2 separate regions of the Homo sapiens genome follow, and region 1 is linked to region 2. Evidence: chromatin loops called from intact Hi-C (ENCODE). Cell type or tissue: K562. All regions are shown on one strand. Links, peaks and the distances in the headings refer to the core of each region. The heading gives the core; the rest is flanking DNA. Region 1 has its middle 88 kb from the start of SLC16A9. Region 2 has its middle 92 kb from the start of IPMK.

The links. A loop is a pair of places that touch in the nucleus more often than their neighbours do. Peaks named below come from ENCODE experiments on the same cell type or tissue, not always from the same donor. Only the 100,000 strongest peaks of a DNase experiment are listed, where the experiment ranks them.
Region 1: a loop joins it to region 2, with 8 times the contacts of the local background. A loop is called at or near these places in 2 of 110 quality-filtered maps.

Annotation. Positions count from the first base shown.
Region 1 is chr10:59,617,545-59,625,544 of GRCh38, reverse strand. No RefSeq gene overlaps it. Among named protein-coding and RNA genes, the nearest start is that of SLC16A9, 88 kb to the left of the region's middle. RefSeq lists an enhancer at 2,880-3,174. In K562, for the core only: a CTCF peak has its summit at 3,026 (motif pointing right); a DNase peak (open chromatin) is centred at 3,014.
Region 2 is chr10:58,168,033-58,184,533 of GRCh38, reverse strand. No RefSeq gene overlaps it. Among named protein-coding and RNA genes, the nearest start is that of IPMK, 92 kb to the left of the region's middle. In K562, for the core only: a CTCF peak has its summit at 6,995 (motif pointing left); DNase peaks (open chromatin) are centred at 5,073 and 6,993.

The sequences.
Region 1 (8,000 bases), core at 1-8,000, 1.4 Mb before region 2:
TTTGCAATTTGCTTACTGGTATGGAGAGGCTGTTTGATTTGCTTGTGGTCACTGGCAGATTCTTTTTTTTTTTTTAATTTTTATTTTAGGTATGGGGTACCTGCGAAAGTTTGTTACGTAGATAAACACGTGTGTCACGGTGGTTTGTTGTACATATTAATACATCACCCTGGTACTAAGCTCAGTACCCAATAGTTCCCTTTTCTGCTCCTCTCCCTCCCTCCCCACTCAATAACACCCCAGTGTCTGTTGTTTCCTTCTTTGTGTTCATGAGTTCTTCTTATTTACCTCCCACCCATATGTGAGAACACACGGTATTTGGTTTTCTATTCCTGCTTGCTAAGGATGATAGCCTCCAGCTCTATCCTGTTCCCACAAAAGACATGATCTCATTTTTCATGGCTGCATAATATTCCACAGTGTATATGAACCACGTTTTCTTGTCTGTCACTGATGAACATTTAGGTTGATTCCATGTCTTTGTTATTGTGAATAGTGCTGCGGCGAACATTCGCGTGCATGTGTCTTTATGGCAGAATGCTTTATATTCCTCTGGGTATATACCCGGTAATGGGATTGCTGGGTCGAGTGGCAGTTCTGCTTTTAGCTCTTTGAGGAATCACCATACTGCTTTCCACAGTGGTTGAACTAATTTACACTCCCACCAACAGTTGACTAACTTACCACCGTTAACAATTGACTACTTTATCTTGCAATTTCCTACTTAAAATATGTCATCAGATTTTTGCCAAGAGGTGCTTGTACTCAGAGTGATGAATAAAATCAATATCTTGAGTCCCTGAGTCTCCAAGTGTCAGAAACTTAAGAGACCTGTGTAAGACCTGTGTAACTATTGTTAAACCAGTTAAAATCCAAGGTTTACCCTTCTTTCACTGTGTAACTTGGGCAGAATGTCTATTGGTGAGATTTCTGTGGCTGTTTCCTCTTCTCATTAAATGAATTAATAATATATAACAGCCTTATAACAGGGCCTGGGAGCTACTAACTCTTCATTGATGATGACAGTCAGTGCTGGAAAGAGGGTAAGGCAGGTGGGGATGAAAATTGACTCTGAAAGTGAGCGCCTCACATGCCTGACTCTATCCCTGGCCCTGATGATGACGGTGATGGTGATGATGATAATAGCTAACACTTCTATGGCATTATTTGGAGTGTTAATATCAGAGGCATTTGAACCTGAGTGACTCCGTTTGGAATAAGGGTTGGGTAAAATGAGGCTGGGACCTGCTGGGCTGCATTCTCAGGAAGTTAGGCATTCTTAGTCACAGGATGAGCTAGGTGGTCAGCAGGATGGGTATCACAAGATACAGGTCACAAAGACCTTACTGATAAAATAGGATGCAGTAAAGAAGCCAGGCAAACCCCACTTTTGGGTAATGAAAGTGACTTCTGTTCATCCTCACTGCTCATTATATGCTAACTTTAATACATTAGCATGCTAAAAGCCACTCCCACCAGCACCATGACAGTTTACAAATGCCATGGCAACATCCGGAAGCTACCCAATAGGGCGTAAAACGGGGAGGAACCCACAGTTCCAGGAAGTACCTGCTTTTTTTTCTGGAAAACTCATGAATAATCCACCCCTTGTTTAGCATGTGATCACGAAATAACCATAAAAGCAGCCAACCAACATCCCTTGGGGCTGCTCTGGCTATGGAGAAGCCATTCTTTTATTCCTTTACTTTCTTAATAAACTTGCTTTCACTTTATGGACTCAACCCAAATTCTTTCTTGCATGAGATCCAAGAACCCTCTCTTGGGGTCTGGATCGGGCTCCTTTTCTGGTAACATTAATGTTTTCGCTGCGTTCAGTATAGGCCAAACAAACATTCTGAGGAACAGCTGGATAGCCATGATCCAATCATCCTTCTCTCTCCTCCCGTTTTGAGATTTCACGATGCAGTCTTCATTTCTGGGATAAGGCATTGTGCTCTGGGCCCATGAGAAGACTTCGGAAGAATAACACACGAAGCTCTCATCCCATCGTTGTGGACATTTCCCCAAGGTTTAGCTGAGGGGATGTTTGAATAGTGACTACTGGGGAGAAAATGGTCAGTGTGCAAGAGACTTGCCTGGGTAGATAGCAAAGAACGATTTGTGAATTGGGTTGTCCCTGAACAAGAACAAGTTCAGAAAGTCTCCATGCTGCTGCATGGTCGAGATGATTTACAGACAGAAAGAGGAAACGTATGTACAGAAAATGGAAATGAGGTACAGAAACAGCCAGATTGATTACAGCTTGGCGTTTGCCTTATTTGAACACAGTTTGAACAGCTGGCCTGTGAGTGGCTGAAACTTGGTGATTGGTATTAGAGTAGGTTTCAATCTGTTTACACACCCAGTTGGGTTACAGTTTACTATTTATGGGGAAAGCTTTAGGCCAAACTTAAAATATGTAAGGAGGCAGCTTTAGGCTAACCTTAATTTAACAGTAGGCTTAGAACTGAGAGGAGAAAGGAGAGCCAAAAGCGGTAGACTGCAGGGTTCTGGGGACAAGTTTCTCTGATTTCATGACTTTTGGCTGAGCTCAGCCTTACTCACCGTTCCTCATCTGACAAGTGAGCTGGGGGTCCCCTGACGCAGAATGGAGATCCAAGATGTCAAGAAATGCACATTTACCTACAGGATTATATTTACTTATTCCAATAAAGGCAAAGAACAATGATTATAACTAGCAGGGTCAAACAACTTACGTCCCCTCCTTCAGTCCCCAAAGTTAATGGTTTTCTGTATTGTAGCTTCCCCCTTCCTCCCAGAGTCAGAGTGTACCGGCAATTTCAGATATTAAGTAAAAACAGACACAGCTTCTGCCTATGCAGCCTCCTGGATCAGAGGCAACACAGTGAAGTCCTGTCTGCTCTTGGCCCCAACATTCACCTTTTTGATAAGGCTCGTGGGCTGCCATCACACCTGGTGACTGTGTGTGTGTGTGCGCGCGCGCGGGCCTGTGTGCACAAGGGATGTAAGTGGCATAGAAAAACCCTCCGAAATAAAAATTTCTTCCCACTAGGTGGCGTAAGCACCTGTAGTTCTGTGTGAATCTCTCCTTCCAGTTAAGGCAATGGCAGGCCTTAAAAGTATAATTCCGCTAAGGAAGCAATTTAAGCTTTTATTTGTGACTTTATTTTTATTATAAAAGTACATATTGGCTGGGCGCGGTGGCTCATGCCTGTAATCCAAGCACTTTGGGAGGCCAAGGTGCATCACGACGTCAAGAGATGGAGACCATCCTGACCAATATGGTGAAACCCTGTCTCTACTAAAAATACAAAAATTAGCTGGGCGTGGTGGTGCATACCTGTAGTCCCAGCTACTCGGGAGGCTGAGGCAGGAGAATCGCTTGAACCCAGAAGGCGGAGGTTGTGCCACTTCACTCCAGTCTGGCAACAGAGTGAGACTCTGTCTCAAAAGAAAAAAAAAAGTACATATTACATTAGTTCTATGCAAGGTAAATTTTAATGAGGTGAGTGATATGAAATTCAGGTATTTCCCTGAAGGAAAATATCAACATGCAATACTGCAGGGGAAAGGAACATTCCTTCTCATCTGCAATGCACAGTATATCAAGATGGACAGATGGCTGATGGCTGGAGTCTATTAGCAGAAATGTTGCCACACAGGCAGCATGCTCTGAAGACAGAGTATTTGCCTAGCATTTACTTTTTATTTAACTTGGACTACCAGGCAGCAATTAGGTCCAGGCTCTTACATTGACCCTTGCAGGCAGAAGAGGAGGTTTAGTGCTTGAGATGCCTTTCCCAGAGCTGGATCTTAAGGACATGTTCAAGTCTTGATGGAGGGGTGGACTTGGGGCCAACATCAGCCAGTAAGTCACAGACCAAACCATTGTAAAATAAGACCTAGTTCAATGATAAGTGAAGAGCTAAGCATCAGGCCACATATTTGGGGGCAGCTGGGTAGAACGTGGCAGGGGCATCAGTCTCTTTGAATCTCCTTTGAATATTCTACAATCTAGAAACAAACAAGGAGAACTAGGAAATTGAAACTCCTGTTTTCATAGGAAACACAGTGGGACTCACACCCTTACTCCTTGATTTCCTAGGTGTGTTAGTTAGGATGTTTGGATGATATTTACTATCTCATGTAAAAGCAAGGTGGAACTCAGGGCAATTCTGAGGCTAGTAGTTGATGCCATCAGATACTCAAGTTCTGTTTCAATTGATGCCAGCAAGTATTCAAGTTCTATCTTTCTGCTCTGCCATCGTCGGTATGCTGGCTTTTGTCATCAAACATATTGTCCTATGGTAACAAGATGGCTGCCATAGCACCAAGCATCACTGTCTCACACAATCACAATGAAAAGCAAAAGGAAAAAAAGTGAGGAGAGGTAGTTTCTTATACACTCCTTTTTATGAGGAAGAGAAGCATATCTCAGAAGCCCCTTGAAGATTTGTTCTTGCATACTATGGCCTGAATGAGTCACATGCTTATGCCCTAGCTGTGACGTATTTAGTCTCTAGAGTGAGAGGTGAACTTTGCCGGCAGGGGAGGAGTGGGGTAATGTAGCCAATAGACAACTAAATGTCTGAAGCATGGGGCAAGAATCTTAATATCTCTGTCCTCAGTTTTCTTTACCCATAAATTGGTGTTTCAGAATTATGTTCTTAACAGAATGCCTGATACACAAGACAAAGTCAATCAAAGCATGTTCTTTCATTTCCAGCATCCATAGTTCAAGAATTTCAGGAAGCTGTTGCTCCAATAGTCATGTGTTCTTTGGTTATGAAGGCCAAACAGAACAAATGATAGGAGCAAGTGATCTTGACTTAGATAGGGTCAGCCCCTTCCTACTAGATCTCATGGCAACATGAAGGTGAAGCAGTGATGGGGAACAGAGAGTGGGGAACAATAAAACATACAAGGAAAAAAAAGACCAGTTTTTGAATGCTTTCTATTAATATGTGCAAAACACTACAAAAGCATGTGTATTTCCAAAATCCAAATCATGATCCCACTTAGGAAGTTAATGCCCCTATCTCAGTTGCCCTTACATATGAATGACATTTCAAGTAGCGTCTTTACAAAACAGGGAGGCACTGGGGTGATAGTTCATGAAGATGTGAGCAGAGTTAACTCCCTCATGCTAACAATGTGGAAGCTTATACATTCATATGTGTCCATCCTAGCTGGAAGGCTCAAGAGACCATTGATATGGTAACTTGAGAATCCACAAGTGGCTGGAAACAGTTGGGATGCTCAAAGGGAGATAGATAATTTTAATATGCAAAAAAGGGAAGAAAAAGGAAAATATGGTTTTGGAAATCATAGTGAGAGTATTCCTCTGGGCATGCATGATCAATTTGTGTTAAAAATCATTAGGTGGGCCAGGTGCGGTGGCTCATTGCAATCCCAGCACTTTGGGAGGCCGAGGTGGGTGGGTCATCTGAGGTCAGGAGTTCGAGACCAGCCATGGCCGACATGGTAAGACCTGTCTTTACTAAAAATACAAAAATTAGCTGGGCATGGTGGCCTGCACCTGTAATCCTCAGGAGGCTGAGGCAGGAGAAACGCTTGAATCTGGGAGGCAGAGGTTGCAGTGAGCCGAGATCGGGCCACTGCAAACCAGCCAGGGCAACAGAGTGAAGACTCCATCTCAAAAAAAAGAAAAAAAAATCATTAGGTGGCTAGCTGAAGGAGAATGGAACATTTCTATAGTGGCAAAGTTATACCACACAGATACATGCTCAGATGCAGGGGGAAAACTTGCACAAAGTAAAAGTACAACATGATATTAGACCATCATCACATTGATCCAGGGGCCAGGCTCCGCATCATCAACTTGTGCTAAGATATGATGTGTCTTCTGATGTGATGTTGCTTAAGCCCATTGAGCCTTTAGACTGAACAGGAATGGCTAAACAACACTGTAAGACAGCAGCAAGGACAAATCCAAACCCCGAAGAAGGAACGTTCTCCAGGATCATTGAAACTATCTATTTCACAAGTCTGGGTGAATGAACTAGATTAAAACAGACTAAAAAGGAAAAATGAAAAAGTGCAATGCCCTCATTGTCCTAAGTGGGATATTGGTTTGAAAAAAACCAGCTAAAAGGCATTTGGGGGTCAATTAGAAAATCTGAATATTGTCTGGATATTAGTTAAAATAATAGAGATCAATGACTGAAAAAAATAGGCAATAAAATAGTATATGACCTCATTTCAGTTAAACACAAATAATATGTACACGTATACATAGAAAACAACACAGAATGACAGGCAGTAAGCTGTTAACAATGGTGTTCTCTGCAAGGCAGAAATGTGATGTTTTTATTTTTAAAGCTATACTTACTTCTACTTCATTATTTTCTACACTACATGTGTTTTGTTCCTGTAATAAGAGTTTATTTTAAAAGGTAAAAATTACATAAAAAGCGGGGAGAAAATAGAAAAACACAAATTGTTTAATTCTTAATCTTGCTGAAATCTGGCTTGGTCTAGAAAAATGGCTATGAGGAACAGCTTTATTCTTTATTGTCACTGCCCCTTTTCATCTCAGGAGCAATTGTGGAAGTTTCTAGCAATGGTGGTGTAACTATTTTCCGTGACTGTCACACAATTATAATCAATCTGGCTACTTTCACCCAGCAGTGACATTTTCTCAGTCGGTTTCCTGGAACGTATTTTGAAGCCTAAGAATTTCCAGTACAAAGTATGTGCAGTGTTTTTGCTTTTTGATAGTTGGAATGAACAGCCTCTCCTACCCCTGCTAAAAAAAATCTGAGCCACAGAATCACAAAGTGATTCCAGCACAGACAGCCAGGTCATGGACAGGTACGTGGGCCTCCTGATGCAGGAGCCTGGGTTCTTCCAATTAGTTAATTAACTCACATGTATTTATTTATCATCTATTGTACGTGGGTACTGAAGGAATACAGAAAAACAGTGCTATTCCTGCCCACGATGCTTGACCTTCTCTTAGAGGAGTGCTTTGTTGGGAATGCCTCCCTTGGGTTCAAAAGACCTTTGTTTTTTTAAACAATAAACTAAAAATCTAAATATGCTTTGATATGAATTTTATTATGTCATGTGAGAGATTCTTAGTTCAACATTGACGTTCAATTACAGGCACAAAAATGTGCCTCCCTCCTTTTTCCTGGGAAAGTCAATTTTCCAATTGTTGTGTGTGAAGAAATAAAAGAGAAAGAGCTCTATGCAAAATCAGGGCTTCTGTCTGAACCACAGTACATCCTAGGGAAAATGTTCTTTACTGCCTTATTGGACAGCAAATAGCACTTTTAAGAGATTTAGGGACTCACTGTTTCATGGACTGATCATTTTGCAAGTATTTCTTAAATGAGTATTGCAGACAGAAGCCACAAGTCAGGTATGGCTGGAATGAGAAAGACTGGGCTCAGCATTTAACTTTTAATCTTTTTTATTTTTCATAGCAGGAGAACTATCCCCAGAGGGACAGAGCTGGACATGGAAACAGATTGTCCCAATAAATGACATCGATTATTTCAGCAGCACAGGCAGGGCTTGGATCATAGCTCTTGTGGTTTTTCTGGAACACTGTATTTTAATATTTTATATCTTTGTAAAAGTACATCCTATTATAACCCAAAGTGTAAGAAAAATATCCACAAGCCCATATTGATTAGAGTGAATGATTGAATAAGTTAATAAATGGGGAAGAAGAGACAAATCTCCTATGTGGAAGAATTCAAAAAAATTTATGTAGGCAAATGTATGTAGGTAAAATTGCCTTAGGAGAGGTGGCACATAACTCCCACTCCTTAAATGTGGACTGTGCATAGTGACTTCCTTCTGAAGAGCACAGTATTGAAAGGGAGAGGGGAAAAGAAGAGTAGCTTTACAGTGGAGAAATCTGACAAATATTACTTTAGCCAATTGACCAAGGTAAACATTAACAGTCATATCAATAGTATGTGCCTTTAATGTGATGTGATGAAAGTTTCACTTATCTATGTGATCTTCCTCCCCTAAAACCTGTA
Region 2 (16,501 bases), core at 3,414-11,413:
AGTACACTGGCTGGGTCATTTAGTGGTTTAACGTCTTAAGAAATTGCTGAAATATTTTCCATAGCGATTTCACTATTTCACATTTTTACCATTCTGGTTGCTCCACATCCTCACCAACACTGGTATGGTCAGTTTTTTTTTTTTCAATTTGAGGCATTCTAATAGATGTATAGTAGTATCTCATTGTGGTTTTAATTTGCATGTCACTAATGGCTAATGATGTCATTTTATGTGTTTATTTACCATCTGTACATCTTCGTTGCGGAAGTATCTGTTTAACTTTTTAACCATCTCTTTCTTATACACTTTCCCGCCCGTATCATTATTGCACATTGGGAGTTCATGATACATCCTGGATACAAGTTGTTTATTAGATATGATTTGCAAGTATTTTCTCCCAGTCTGTGAACTGTCTTTCATTCTCATTACTGAGAAGACATTCTTTTTGAAAAGCAGAAATTTTTAAATTTGCAGAGGTTAATTCATCAATTTTTTTTTCTTTATTATGTATGGTACATTTGATATTGGCTCTAAGAAATATTTACTTAACCCAAAGTCACAAAGATTTTTACATCATGGGTAAGTAATGAATTTTTATGATTTGAGATTCTTAGTACATATGTATTGAATGAACAAATGAAATTACACTTCTTACATTTTAAAATCACATAGCTTCATCTTGCAGTGCTTTTTGTGTGTGTGTGTAAAACATTTTTAGGCTACAATTTATTTTCACTACAGTCACCATTGCCTAGATGAGAGAGCTTGGGCCTCAAATGGTTTAACAGCTCTGTCTACACTATCAGGAGCTTGGGCCTCAAATGGTTTAACAGCTCTGTCTACACTATCAGGAACTTGGGTACAAACCCAAACGCACCACACCACAATTCAAAGGAGTCAAGCTCCAGCCACAAGTTAGGTGTATTTCATTATTAGGAACACACTAAAGCATGCTAGTTATTTTTTCTAAACTAGGAGTGGGTATTAATTACATTGTGAGAAAAGTTCAAGTAGAGTTTCTGCAGTTCAGTGGCCTCTCCTCTGGTGAAAATACTTTGACCTTGTGTAATAAATCATCCCATGCGTTCTCATAAAACAGTGGCATTATTTTTAAAAAGACCTTAAATAGTAAATGAACAAAAATAGAAAATTTAGGTTGTATTTTCATATCTGTAAATGTCTTTCTTAATGAAGAAATGAGCTTCTTCTACATAAAAATTTGCAAATTGATTATTTCAGGCATTTTCAGCCTTTTCTACTCTTGATTCCTTTCCTGTCTTCATTGTGTTCATTCCATGAAAATGGGCCACGAAGGAGTGTGCCACAAAGAATATCACAAGAAACAGGGTCTTTGAAAAGAATCTTTCCGAGGGAATCAAAGTTGAGGTGAGGCCAAGAGATTTAGAAGACACTTAGAGATACACTGTGGGCTCCACAGCCTGGATAAGCTCCTTCCTGTGGGCCGGGCCTGTGAAGCAGTGATGGCGAGTGTTGCAGCAGAAGCAGGCCCTGTCTTACCCTCCAGAACACAAACTGATCCAATCAGTACGTGAAGCCACTATTGTCCATTTTACAGATGAGGGAACTGAGGCCCATGTCTAATGTCATGCAGTTAGTTGGTGTTAAAGCTAAGATTTGGGGCCAGGGCTGGTGGGCACTTGTCTTTCTCTCCTTATACCTATCATTTCGCCACACTTTAGGTACACAATTTGTTCATTTGCATCAGTATGAAGTTAGAAAAGTCCCACCCAAAGACAGACAGACAGACAGACAGACAGACATACTTTTATCTAGTAGCACTTGGGGAAAAGAATACAGTTGGCTTTATGTATCTGCAGGTTACTTATTTGCAGATCCAACCAATCAGAGATGGAAAATATTCAGGAAAAATCTCCAACAAAAATAACAATACAACAATTAGAAATAATACAAATTTTAAAATACAGTATAACAACTATTTATATAGTTTTGCATTGTATTATATTTAATACATAATCTAGAGATGATTTAAAGCATACAGTAAGATATGGGTAGGTTGTATGCAAATGCCACACCATTTTATATCATAGACTTGAGCCTCCACAGATTTTGGAATCCATCTGGAACCAATCCTCTACAGATACCAAAGGATGACTGAATTAGATAAAATTCAGCAAATATGTCACTAATACCACCCTCTCTTTCCCACTATACCAGGTAGTGTCACTGTGAGGTGGAATTCCCTCCTTCTCCCCGAAAGGAGAAAAACCACTGAACTCATAGGGTTCGTTTCCCCTGGCTGGACAGAGACTGGGGACTTGGAGTTAACAATCTTTAACGATAAATAGAAGAGGTGGTCTCCAGAAGAGACGAGGGGTTCTGGGAAAGCACTGATGGCAACATTGTTTACCACGATTGTGACAGTGGTTATACAAATGTTATCTATTTGTCAAGACTTGAGAAACTTATGAACGGTTGCATTTTGTTATATGTAAATTATAATTAAATAGAGTTATGAAAATAAGCAATAGGCAATGTAGGGCCTGCACATGCTCTGCCAACTGTCCTTGTTCTAAGACATACATTCACTTTGTTTTCATGAAAATTAAGCAGTAAAGCACAGAGCAGAACACAATATGACTGAAAGATAAATACATTTTCTGGTTTATAAAGGTTAAATGTCCTTCCCCCAGCAACATCTCTTAGCAGACCACTAATCATTTTAATCTCTAGCTCTTAAACTTGTATTCCAAAAGAACAAATCAGAGATCCATGTATTCAAATTTAGTTTCTTCTGAGTATTCACGCACTTGAACACCCTTCATTTACTTAGATGGATGATAAGTCACCAAGTCGGAAAACATTGGGTTACTTTCTCATGAACTATCCTAATTTTTGGTCTGGTTATTCCGGATATTTTACTGAAGTTAAACTGTGATCTAAGGTATAGTAACTAGAAGTTAAATTGTGATCTAAAGTGTAGTAACAGTAGCTAGTATTCATAGTACAGTAGCTTAGTCCCAGCACTGTACTTTATATGAATTAAGCCATTAGCCATTTAGCAGCCAAAGTAATTAGAAATAGTCACAGTGTAATTTAGCTACTACCTGAGAGCAGTAAATATACCAAAAAGTCTTAGAAAAATACAGATTCCTTTCTGGTGATCCTTAGCTCCATCTTTGGAGTCAACGCCATCTTTCCAGCTGTCTCTGCAACAAAACAAAAAAAAGAGTCATCTTTGACTCTTTCTTCCAAATCCATTCTATTAGTAAGGTTTGTTGGTTCTACCTTCAAAAATACACCCAGAGTCCGACTCCCTCTCACCACCTCCAGTGCTAATACCCTGGTCCAAGTCCCCATGATCTCTTTCCAGGGTTGCCCAGTGGCCTTCTAGATACTTGCATGCTTCCCCTTTTGTCACCCTATCCTCTTTCTCCACTAGCAGTGAGAATGAGGGTGTTAAAATCCGAGTCAAATCATTTCACTCTCCCACTCAAGATCCTCCAATAGTGTCCCATCTCACTTGAATAAAATCCAAAATACTTATGGTGATTTCCAGAGCCTTATATTCTCGAAACTGTGGCTGCCTCTCTGATCTCATTTCCTTCCATTCCTATCATATTTAGCCCTCTGGCTAAGCTGGCACTGCCCTTCGTGCAGTTCTTCCTGCTACGCCTGGAATTTGCACTTGCCTTTACCTGGAACTTTCAACTCTCACATCTTCATAGACTTCTCCCCAACGCTTTCCAGTTCCCCGTGCCTGTATCATTGCCCTAGAAGGCTTTTTGCTGGGTAAGAACAGCCGGTGCCTCATGACTCAGGCATTTTGCACTGTCAAATGTTTCTTCACAGCACTTATTATTATCTGACATATATTATGTTTTTCTTATTTATTTATTGTCTGTCTCTCTCATCCCCTGTCCCAACCCACGCCCCCACACCATATTCTCCCCCTGTAGAAGGGAAGCTCCAGGAGAGCAAAAGCTTTGTCATTTTTGTTCCTGGTTGCTTCTGCAGCATCTAGAACACTGCTTGGGACAGAGTAGGTGCTCCTTATATGTAGAAGGAAAGAAGAAAGAAAGAAAGAAAGAGAGAGAGAGAAAAAAAGAAAGGAAGAAAGAAAGAGAAAGAAGAAAGAAAGAAAGAAAAAGGAAGGAAGAAAGGAAGGAAGAGAGAGAGAGGGAGGAAGGAAGGAAGGAAGGAAGGAAGGAAGGGTAATGTCTTTTTGGTGACTTTAAATTTTAGAGGATAAATATTTGTGATCCTGTTCCCCACTAGCTGCAGGGGCTTTTGAGGGTTCCAAGGGTGTTGGAGCATAAATGGCTCTAGTTGGCTGTGCTCTCAGGTAGTTCTGTTCTCCCTGCTTTTCGACAGCTACTCTCTTTCTTTTGAATAGAAGCTTTTTTAGCAGGCAAGGAAGCTGTATGTTTGGGCGCCCTTCCAGACCTCACCCTTTGTGTCTTTTCACTTAATTCATCCTGGTTTGTATCCTTTATAATATACTGTAATTATAAGTGTAGCACTCTCCTGAGTTCTGTGAGTCATTTTAGTGAATTATTGAACCTGAGGGGGTCCTTGAAACCCCCAGATTTGTAACCAGTTGGTCAGAAGTATGGGAGGCCTGGACACCCCTGAATTGGCATCTGAAATAAGAGCAGTCTTTGCGGGGACTGTGTTCTTTAACTTGCGGAGTCTGAATGCTAACTGGATGGTTAGCATCAGAATTGTATTGCAGTATATTAATATGTGTTGCTGTTTAAAGATGGCTTGGTTAATATATACTTTTGATTGATTCACACTGAACACCCAGCCAACAGCACTGTAACTCATGCCTGAATGAAGCTTATCTTCATGTGTATTTTCTTCCTCACGCATATTACAGCCTTCTACACTTAGGAACACTAGGCAACACCTCAGCACTACTCTTGGTAGGGCCATTTTAAACAGCAATATCACCAAAAAAGTAAATAAAAATAATAAAAGTACCAAAATGCAAAATCATGGCAGTAAATAGACTGTGAAAAGGATACTTGTTTATGTGAGCTGAAACAAGAAGGCAGAACATTACCTTGTTTGATTGCAGCTAGGAAAGCGTGCCTCCGGTGACTCATTTTGTGTGTGTGTGTGTCTGTTCTGTATGTGTCTGCAAATGACTGATAAAATGCTGTCAATATTTATTGTTGTTTTTAGTATTTGTGTTGGGGCTGCAAATAAATTTTAGCAAGTAGGTGAATTTGCAAATATGAAATCCATAAATAGTGAGGCTCAACTCTGTATACATTAAGACATCTCCCCCACCCCTCCCCCACACAAACATGCACATTTGATTACAACCTTCTATCTCACATCTTAAAAAAAATTTGAGGCCTGGTGCAGTGGCTCACTCCTGTAATCCTAGCACTTTGGGAGGCTGAGGTGGGAGAATGACTTGAGGCCAAGAGTTTGAGGCAAGCCTGGGCAGCAAAGCAAAACCCTGTCTCTATAAAAAATTTTTAAAAACCAGCCAGGCATGATGACTCAGGCCTATAGTCCCAAATACTTGTGAGGCTGAGATGGGAGGATCACTTAAGCCCAGGAGTTGGAGGTTACAGCGAGCTATGATCACATCACTGCCTGGACAACAGCCCTTGATCTTGTTTAATTCTGCAGCTGCTTTTTCTGCTCCATAACAAGCCAGGGTGGGACTCAGCTCCTTTTCTTTGATTTCCTCTCACACTAATCACACAGAGACTTTGTTTGTGCAGCAGGATTAAAGGAAGGCTTGGGAATGATAAACTTGGTTGCATTGCAATAACACAAACAAATTGAAATAGAATGTTAAACATCTGTGTCTTAAACTACCCTTTAGTGCCTACATCTCTCCCTCCTGGAATTTTTAACAGTTACTATATCCGAGTCCTTAATGTCTTTATTAAAAACAACAAGCCATCTACCTACTTCAGATCTTAAGCTTAACATCACTGGCAAAGCCTTCCAGTCTCAGTTGTGTTCCCCTGTTTCTCAACAATGTCTGTAAAGAACAGAGGTTTAATTTTACAAAAATGAATTATGATAGCCACTTTTGGCAAGCACAGTTTCAGTAACATTTTTCTTCCTCTATGTTACTGATGTCAAACCTATCTAATCCTCATACAATCTCTATGAGAAAGTTTTATTCCAAATTTACAGATGAGGAAAAGGCCTGGGGAGGTTAAACAGCTTCCAACTCCTGAACACTGCCCAAGCTCACAGAGCTTAGAATGAGTTCAATGCAGATCTAAGAGGCCAAGGGATTTAACTACGGCACTAGATTTGCTTACTTCCCAATTCTGTAATTTCCTTAACAAGGGATACCTGTGTTAGTGATAATATGTTGTGCCATGTATATCACTGTGGAAAAAAACCCCGTCTTTAATCAAATTAAATGCTGAAAATACCATCCAAGTTAAAAGTTAAAGATGTGGGTTTATGGACTCTTGCATTTCATAGAGATACTCTGCGTGGTGAAGAAGCTATTGAAAGGCAATACCAAAAATCAAATTGTTTCTGTTTGAGAGTACTATATAAAAAGGTTTTAAATAAATACTTAATTATATTGGTTAATTAGGTACCTGCAATATTAGGCAATTTTCTGATGTAAGACAATTCTGAAAGTATGCAAATTAAAGAAGTAAAAGTACAATGGTGGAAGCATGTCCAGATTATATAAATGAATTAAAAATTTTCAACTTGTCGCTAAGCAGATTTCTTGCTTTCTTTTAAATATACAGAAAAAGCATATGGATTCTCAAGATAAACCACATATGAAAAAGTTTTAGCTTTTTTTAAAATTTTTACAGCTTCACTGAAATGTCATTCAAGACATATTAGTAAATTTGTGATTTAAATTTAGAAGCCATCACCACAATCCAATTTTAGAACTTTTCTAGCACTTCCCAAATTTCCTTCAATTTCACCTTTTAAGGAGTGTTAAGAGCAGAAAACACACACAATTATCTGACTTAAAGAGAAAAGAAAAATCACCTAGTACCACCTAGTGGTGTATAAGTAGATAGCGAGTTGATTTTGGAATTTTTGAAATCCAATACTCAGACATTTCTCTTCCATGGGATTACAAATTAGCTACTAATATTTCTGGTTTATAATCGAAAGTTAACTTCAAAATATCCACAAGCTTATCCAAAATATTTACTAGATAAATTTTAAAAACTTTAGTTTTAAAAACAAATGATATCCTTTCTTCAAATGAGAGTTTACTTGGAGTCCCAGTATGTTTAGCAGATAAATACTTAGTTTATCATTGGATGGTCTACTCACTCCCCTACTTGCTGAAAATAATTGTAGAAAGTAAAGACTGTGGAGAAATACACAAAACAGAAAGAATAGTTATCTCTGAGTACTGGAAAATAAGTGAGGTTTTCCTTTTGGTTTTATTTTTTCGCTGGAGTGTGTATATATAATTGAAAAAAACTATAATAAGTTGTATTTAGAAATTCAATATAAAATTTTAAAATATTGCAAAAATGCCTACCAAGGTCCTTGCAAAACAGCAATTTTCCATGAATATTATTTGCCCTTCTCGTTTCCTTCCTATTGGTGACAGTAACTCTCCATCACTCACAGGCTGAGGACAAAGGAAAATGTCTATGTCTTATGGTTAGCTTGAGCTGCCATAATTAAGTGTTATATAGACTGGGTGGCTTAAACAATACAAATTCACTTTCTCACAGTTCTTGGGGCTGGTAGTTCAATGGTTAAGGTGGAAGGCAATGATTAATTGGGAATGTCTTCTCTCAGCCTCGCCATGTAATTCCTTGCAGGAGTCTCTGCTAATGTTATCTGGCTTCATGGAAGCTCAATGTCCCATGAGTAATGAAGTCATATTGTGTAAGGTTCATATGGTGAAATGCACATAATTCTGATAGTGTTCCTGGAAAACAGTGCTTTATGATGGAAAAACTATTCAGAGAAAGAATAATTTCAGCAAGTACAGTTATATAAGAAGTCATGTCAAATAGAATAATAGTAGTAAATGCCTAATTTGGATTCCACTTCTGGTTCTGATTCTTACTATCCACGTGACCTTGAGCAAACCACTTGATGTCCTCCTGAGTTTGTTTCTCAACTGTCAAATGGGGATAATAAAAAAATCTACTTTATAGGGTTGTTATGAGAATTAAATGAAATGATAAACATATAGCATATATTAAACACTCAATAAACATTAGGCATTACTACTATTACTTTACATTAATATTATTTTCTTAGGATGGCATATGAAAGATCTGTCTTAACTGTGACTTTGGGGGAAATCTAATCACACCACTCCCATAGGTGTGGATTACAGAACTTTGGGAGAGATAGACACAGTGCTGTCCTTGGTTCTGAAACCACCATACTAGGACATGATTGCTTTGAAACCTCAGGATACTGGTGAATGCTGGTCCAACCTCTTCCAAGAATTTTGAAGCAGGCAAGGGCAAAAGTGGAGGAAATTATGGAGGAGGAGGAGAAGGAGGAGGAGGAAGAGAGAGAGAAGCATAATTCCTAAGAACTTGCTAGGAAAGGGGTGGGAAGAAACCTGCTTGACATTGTTTTCAAAGTGCATTGGTTGCTGTCATCAAGCAAGAAACAACCCCCTTGTATTTGGCAGAGAATTGTAGGTGTGTGCTGAGGGGGTACTTTATATATTCCTTTCCTCAAGCTATCCTTGGTGTACTTCCCTATCTCTGTGCCTAATCACCTTGGTATCAGTACCTAATCAGTAAACTGAAAGTTCACTGAGGGCAAGGACTGGGTCTCCTGCACTCTTGTGAGGACAAAGGAAAATGTCCATGTCTTAGCTTGGGCTGCCATAAAAAGCATTGTAGTCTAGGTGGCTTAAACAATATAAATTTATTTTCTCACAGTTCTGGGGGCTGGAAGTCCAAGGTAAGGTTGCCAGCATAGTTGAATTCTGGTGAGGGCTCTTTTCCTGGCTTGCACATGACCGCCACCTACTCCCTGTGTCCTCGCATAAGGGTGAGGGAGAATGGTGAAGAAAGCTTTATAGAGCAAACTCTCTGGTCTCTTTCTATAAGGACACAAATTCCATTATCACGAGGGCCCCTAATTAGCTCCCAAAGACGCTATTTCCAAATAGCATCACACTAGAGGTTAGGGTTCAACATGTGAAATATGAGGGGACATAAACATTTGAGCGGACATCAATCCACGATATCTTGTAAAGTGGGAAGCACACAGTTTCTGTAACTGAAGGCCCTCAATAAATGGTAGTTTTATAAAAAGAAGCGGCTGTATCCTGGGCCTCACTGTTTTGATGTTACTATATAATTCTACTTTTTCATGTTGCAGATTAAGTAAGTTGAATCTGGTATTAGCACATATGGCTTTGTTATTGTCTTTGTTTCCTTGGCGGTGTGCACCTGCTCAGCATAGAAGATGTGCAGATTGACTGTGCTGAGAATGGCAGTTATCCAGAGGTGTGGAACACTGCAGCATGGAGCCTCCATAGCAGAAAAGGCCAGAGTCTAACTACACTAAGGGATGATTGCTGGGTGGAGCCTGAGTGCATTGTATTCTAGAGTTTAATGTGCACGAATAGCCACGACTTACGTAGCGCTTAGTGTATGCCAGCTGTTCTAAGCATGTTATATATATAGATTCATTTTAATTATTACAAAAACCCTAAGGGATAAAACTGTTATTATTTGAATTTTACAGATGAGGAAATTAAGGCAAAAATATGTAAAAAAAACCTTGACAAAGGTCACACAGTAAGTGTCACAGGGGGAATTTGAATTCAGGCCATTGGATTCCAGTGTTTTAACCACCATGGTATGGTATCCTTCCTAAAATTTAAGTAACACCCTGCAAGGAATTTTCTTCTTGGGTTTAGTCTACTAGCATATACTGTATCTTCCTATGGTTAATATCTAAATACTGTGAGGAGTGGTGGGGGTGGGGGGCAAGACTGAAGATGAGAATTGAGAAGTGGCTTCCTCTGGAAAAGCGATTTACTCAGGTAAGAGAGAGACAGTGTCTTTAAGAAGGTAGCACAGCCTCACCAGGACAGGGTAGAGAGGGCTGATCCATTTGTCTGAGGAGGTTCATAGGGAGTTGGAGTCTTGGTGTAGTCCAAATCTTCTAAATTCTGTCCCACTCCTTTGTGACCAATGCTATAACTGTCATGTAAGAAATCATGAAACTGTGACCTCAGACCTTGGAAGAAATTCAATCTCCAATTATCTTAGCTTTAGTGCTAAATAATAATAGAAAGCCTTTAGTTCATCATGGTTCAGAGAATTTAAGCATTTGAGCTTTTGTCTGTTTAACTTTCTGGTTTTGTTAGAAGTTGCTACTCCGCAATATTGAATTCCTTCAGTTTTTCATACTAGTCTAAGGTCGGAGAATAGCTCAGCTTCCCTAAATCTCTTTTAAAGGTCAGTTTATTCCAGGTGACCATAGGAATTCATTTAATTAGATAATTCACCACAGCATGCTATGGGCTGCTAAAGTCTAGTTTCTGAGCATTAACATAGTTCTTACTACCTTTAAGTCAAATAACCAGTGCCAGATTTTTCCTATCCCTGAGGGTCGAGTGTCTGCAACTAACTCCTGATGACGTAGTGGAAAATTTTGAGCCAGAAATATCATTTCCACCTATGTTCATTTCCTAGGACTGCTGAACCAAATTACTACAAACTGAGTGGCTTAAAACAGTAGAAATTTATTTTCTCATAGTTCTGGAGGCTAGAAGCTCTAAATCAAGGTGCTGGCAGGGCCATGTACACTTTGAAGCCTCCTTGAGCTTTCAGAGACTCAAAGACTCCTTCCTTTGCCTCTTCCTAGCTTCTGGTAACTCCCAGCATTCCTTGGTGTTCTTTGGTTGATATGGTTTGGCTGTGTTCCCGCCCAAATCTCATCTTGAATTGCAGTTCCCATAATCCCCATGTGTCCTGGGAGGAACCAGGTGGAGATAACTGAATCAGGTTTCCCCATCCTGTTCTCGTGATAGTGAGTTAGTTCTCATGAGATCTCATGGTTTTATAATGGGAGTTCCCCTTCACTGGGCACTCATTCTCCTTCCTGCCATAATGTGAAGAAGGATGTGTTTGCTTCTCCTTCTGCCATTGTTAGTTTCCTGAGGCCTCCCAGCCATGCTGAACTGTGAGTCAATTAAACCTCTTTCCTTTATAAAGTACTCAGTCTCGGGAATGTCTTTATTAGCAGCATGAGAATTGACTAATACATTGGTTTATACCTGTCTGACTCCCATCTCTGCCTCTGTCTTTATTTGGCCTTTCCCCCTCTATGTATGTCTGTGTCTCTTTGTCTCTAAATTTTCCTTTCCTTATAAGGACACAAGTTATTGAATTTAAGGCCCACCCTCATCCAGTATGAGCTCATCTTAATTTGATTACATCTGCAAAGAGACTGTTTTAAAATAAGATCATGTTTACAGGTACTGGAAGTTAGAGCTTGAAAATAAATTGTATTTTAGCTTTTTAATTGTTTAATGCTTGCTTTTAAATCAAATTATACAGTCACATAGATTAAAGTGCCAAATCATTCTGAAATTCTTTTTTCAAAGCACCTGTATGCCCTTTATCCCATTTCTTTTCTTGCAGAAAAGTATTTGCTCACAGAAAAACTGAATTTTAAAAATTTTAGCTTTTGTTTCCTGAGCACAGCTACCTGTATTTCAGCTTCTTCCTCAATCTTGCCCTCTTTTACTTGAGTTGCTGGTTGAACATAAATTTTTGTGGGACACAATTTATCATCATTGCCCACAATTGGTGATTATAGTTCCTGTTATCATTTTTTGCATGTCTGGTATCTTCAGGACTCTTACATTCCTGCTAAATGTCTCCTAAGACTTCTGAATTAGACAAAGGGACAAATGACAGGAAAAGCACATTATAAAATGCAGGACACAGGAAAGTGAATGTGCCATCTGAAAGTAGCTAATTTCCGCTGGCTATAATTAGATCCATCCCTAAAATATGGTAAGTTGCTTGACTGGTACTGGGCATTGATGCTGGCAGGCAGGCAGTAGCCCTCCAGTAAAAAGATGATATTGCCAATTCCTGTAATCTCCTCTTTAATACATTTTTTTTCCAAACAAATGTAAATTTTCAACAGATTTTACTTTTGTTTCTACATTTTCTTGTACGGTATGGGGAAGAGGAGACAAGCAGTATAATAGAAAATGATATTTCATTTCTGTTCACTCCAGTAATAAGTGTCAACAGGTCTCTTAACTCTTTCAGTGTTCAACAACATTTCAAGATTCTGCCGGGAAGCCTGGAGGCTAAAATATTTCTGAATTAAAAAATTAAGCTTTTATACATTGATAACACCAGGTTATTCTGTTTCTTGAAAAGTAACTAGAAGCCTTCTGTGAAAAGAAACTATACCATTTCAAATCCACTCGGAGGAGTCAATTATTCCCCCCCAAATATTCTCCTCTGCATTCCATTAAATAATTGATTGGCTTGTCAAATGCCCATTTGGTTTCCAGAGATGGTGTTCTTGATACCAAAGAGGTATTACAAATCCTTGTCAGTGCGTTCAAAAAGGTTTATAGTCCTTTTCATGTGAAAATAATTGATAATATAAAACTATTAGTAAATCATGGCATATCATAAACAGAAATGAAAGGTAGTCTGATTTTCACTATAAGTCGTTGGCTGCCATCAGTCCTCAGGGTTTGAACTATCTAGCAGTTCTGCTTAATAACATCCCAGATAGCATTGCTTCAAAAGCTCCATAAAAGGTGAAGGCTGAAAAAACTTCAAGTAATTAAATGTTGGACTGAATAAACACAACTTTCCTGAAAAAATATTTGCATGCATACTTTTTTTCTTTCCAAGCCTAGTTTTGGCCTATTTTTCAAATTTTTTTTTGAAAAAATTTTTCAAATTTTCAAGATTTTTTTCAAATCTTGAGCAGCAGATAACTTTCCACACCCAAATGAACGATCTGAGAACATTAAAAAGGGGCTGGATTTCCCCATCAAAGTCTGAGAGTTAAAAAAATTTACTTCAGTGTGTCTCCCATGCTAGAGTATGCTGGCTATCTATTCAATGTCTATTCTTTTTTTCTTCTGCAGTAATAGAAACCCCAGTTTTCATCTTGGTACATGGAAGCCTTCAATAAAGTATACATTTCCCGGATCCTCAGAAAGCTTGGTGTAGTCATGACCAAGTTCTGGTCAATGAGAATGTTAATGTTGCATCTTTCAGGCCACACCCTTTTAAAAGGAAGGGGTTTGCCTTTCCCCTCCATTTCCTAACTTTTTTTCTTTCCTGATAGCTGGAATGCAAATATGATACTGAGTTATCTTGGACTATGCATATGCATGTAACACACCAGCCTTGTATCTCATGGCTTTCATTTGCTAATCTCTGAATATTAATTAGGCTGAGCATCTTTTTTCATATGTTTACAGGTCATTCAAGTGCAGCATTCAACTCAATGAGTTGAAAAAAAGTAATAAGACACAGCTAAAGAAGCAAGAAGGAGAGAAATAATAAAGATGTTTATTTTTAACCTTTCTTAATTCCTAGTGAGTCCATGTAAACAATAAATTTCCCAAGTGCTGCCTTAGCTATGTCAAACTAAATTTTACATAAACTGGGTTTTGTTTGCATTCAGTTATAAATAGATCTTAATGTTCTTTAAGGTTTTTTTTTTTTTTCTCTTAGCCCATGGATTGTTTGGTCATATATTATTTAGTTCTCAAACATTTGTTACATCTCAATAGCTATATTTTTGGTATTAATTTATAAACTTATTGTATAATAGTCTGAGTAATAGTTTGAAGTACATATTGGTCATTTGGAATTTATTGAGATTATTGTAAAGGCTTGAAATAGTTCATTCTTATATATGTTGCATGTATATTCAAAAGGTGTATCATCTACTATATCTAATATGTTAGGATGGTGCAAAAGTAATTGTGGTTTTTGCCATTAAAAGTAATTGGATATATGAAATTTAATTAATATTAAACTTTAATAGTGGGCAAAAATAGCAATTACTTTTGCACCAACCTAACATATATATGTATTTATTATACTTTAAGTTCTAGGGTACATGTGCACAACTTGCAGGCTTGATACATAGGTATACATGTACCATGTTGGTTTGCTGCACCCATCAACTCATCATTTACATTAGGTATTTTTCCATACCAACCTAATGTTTAAATAAATTTCATATATCCAATACTAATTGTTCAAGTATTTGATATCTTCATTTATTATTATCTGCTTGTCCTATTAGTTTTGAGGAGATTATGTTATAAATCTCTCACTGTAGTTGTTCTTTTTAGAATAACGCTTTTTAAGCCGGGCACAGTGGCTCATTCCTGTAATCTCAGCACTTTGGGAGGCAGAGGCAGGAAGATTGCTTGAGCTCAGAAGTTTGAGACCAAACTCGGCAGCATGGTGATATCCCTGTCTCTATAAAAAATAAAAAAATTAGGTGGGCACAATGGCTCGCACCTATAGTCCTAGCTACTCAGGAGGCTGAGGTGAGGATCACTTGAGCTGAGGAATTTGAGGCTGCGGTGAGCAATAATCATATGACTTCACCCCAGCCTGGGCAATAAAGTGATGTCTCAAGAAAAAACAAAATAAATAGAATAATGTGTTTTGCATTTATTTTGATGAGCAATTAAATATACTTATTTTGGTCTTTGTCAAGTGATACAGAAATTGATTACATTTATATTTTGGCTTGATTAGATTTTTTTCAATTATTTTAGTGTTCAGAGAGAGCATTCTTATTTTGAGAGGGGAGCTTAGTTTTAGTTATTATTTCTCTGTCTCCCAGTGTGCCCATCATGTGTTTGTTTAGTGGGTTTGCAATTATAAAAGGAAGGATGAAATTTTAACAAGAAGAAATGTTTTCAGGAAGTTTCACCTGGTGTGCCCAGCAGCATCAAAGGATTCAGGTGAAAACCTGAAGACTGTGCAGAATGAATGGATAGTTACACTGAAAAACTGGCTGCATTGGGAAGAGAATTTTTGAGAAAAGAATCTGGAAATGTAGACTGGATTCATAAAGATGGGAATCTTTGAAACAAAGCTCTTCCTTTTATTCTGTAGACTTGTAGAATTCTTAAGTATTTTGTTGTTTTGCCTTTGATTCTGATTCCTTAATGGTAGAACAGGGATAATATTTGCTTACAATTATTCTCAGAGTTATCATGTAAACTAATTGTTACTATTTGTGACATGATTTGAAGATCTGAAATGATAAACTCCTAATGTGTAGAAAATTATTTCATTATTATTCTCAAAACTATGTTTTTGGTGAATGCCTAAAACTATATAAGTTATGTGTTTGAAGTCTCTGGCTGCCATGATTTTACTTTTATCAGTATTTAGTATTCTTCTGGGTCAGTGATGCCCTAACTTGGCAGTATTATCAGAAGACTAATTAGAATTACAACTGCTTAGTGTTCCAGAAATATAAAGCAAAACCCACCATCTTATTTTGTCTTCTTAGCACTTACTAACTTATATTGTATTATAATTCTATATTTAAATCTGTGTGGTAAAGACTTCTAGTTCTCCCTCAGTATTCATCCTCTCCTTATTCAATAGTGGTTTTAAATCTCAATTTTTGGTTGAGTGCATGATTGCCCAGAATAAAGGCTATATTTTCTAGCATCCTTTGTAGATGGATGTGACCACATGACTATGTTCTACTCAGTAGGATGTAGCTGGTAGTGGTCCAATGGCAGGAGGATCTGCATTTTTTTGTACACTACTTCCTGTCTGCTGGGTAGAATGAGTATGTAATCACTGGAGCCACAGCATCCATCTTGCACTACGAGGTGATTTTTAGAATGGAAATCCCACAGTGTAGTTGAGCCTGATCTTTTACCTCTCGAAGTTCTGATCTGACTACCACTGTGATTCTTGAATGTGAAAGAGAAATGCACTTCTATTTTTATTGAAGCCACTGTAACTTTGGGCTATTCTGGTGCTCACATTCTAATATTATCGTTAACACCTACTTTGTTCTGCATGTGCAGCATCAATTTCCAATTCTTCAGGAAACACCACCCCAATTTTCCTACTTTAGTCCATGTGATTAGATGAAGCTGACTCCAGGGAAGGCCATATGAGTCTTGCCTCACCAATCATAGCATTTCATCTACTGGGCCCTAGTGATTAGTTCATGGATGGTCACATGGTCCATACCAGACTAATGAGATGCGATCTGGGACTTTTGCTGTAACTAATGGAAAAGACAGGCTCTCTTTCCACCACAGTTGCTCAACTGTGAGGACATAAATCTGAGGCTCTTATTAACACAAAAGAGGACTGGTCTGCAAAAGAAGTCAACACACGAAAAATGCTGGAAAAGGTTGACGCACATACATATATATACATATACATACACACACAGAAACACACACAGTAAGACACACACATATACACACACAGAAACAGATTATTACATCACTTGAACATTGTGATCTGGCCATTCCTGAAGCTAAATCTTCCTGGACTTTAATTGCTTG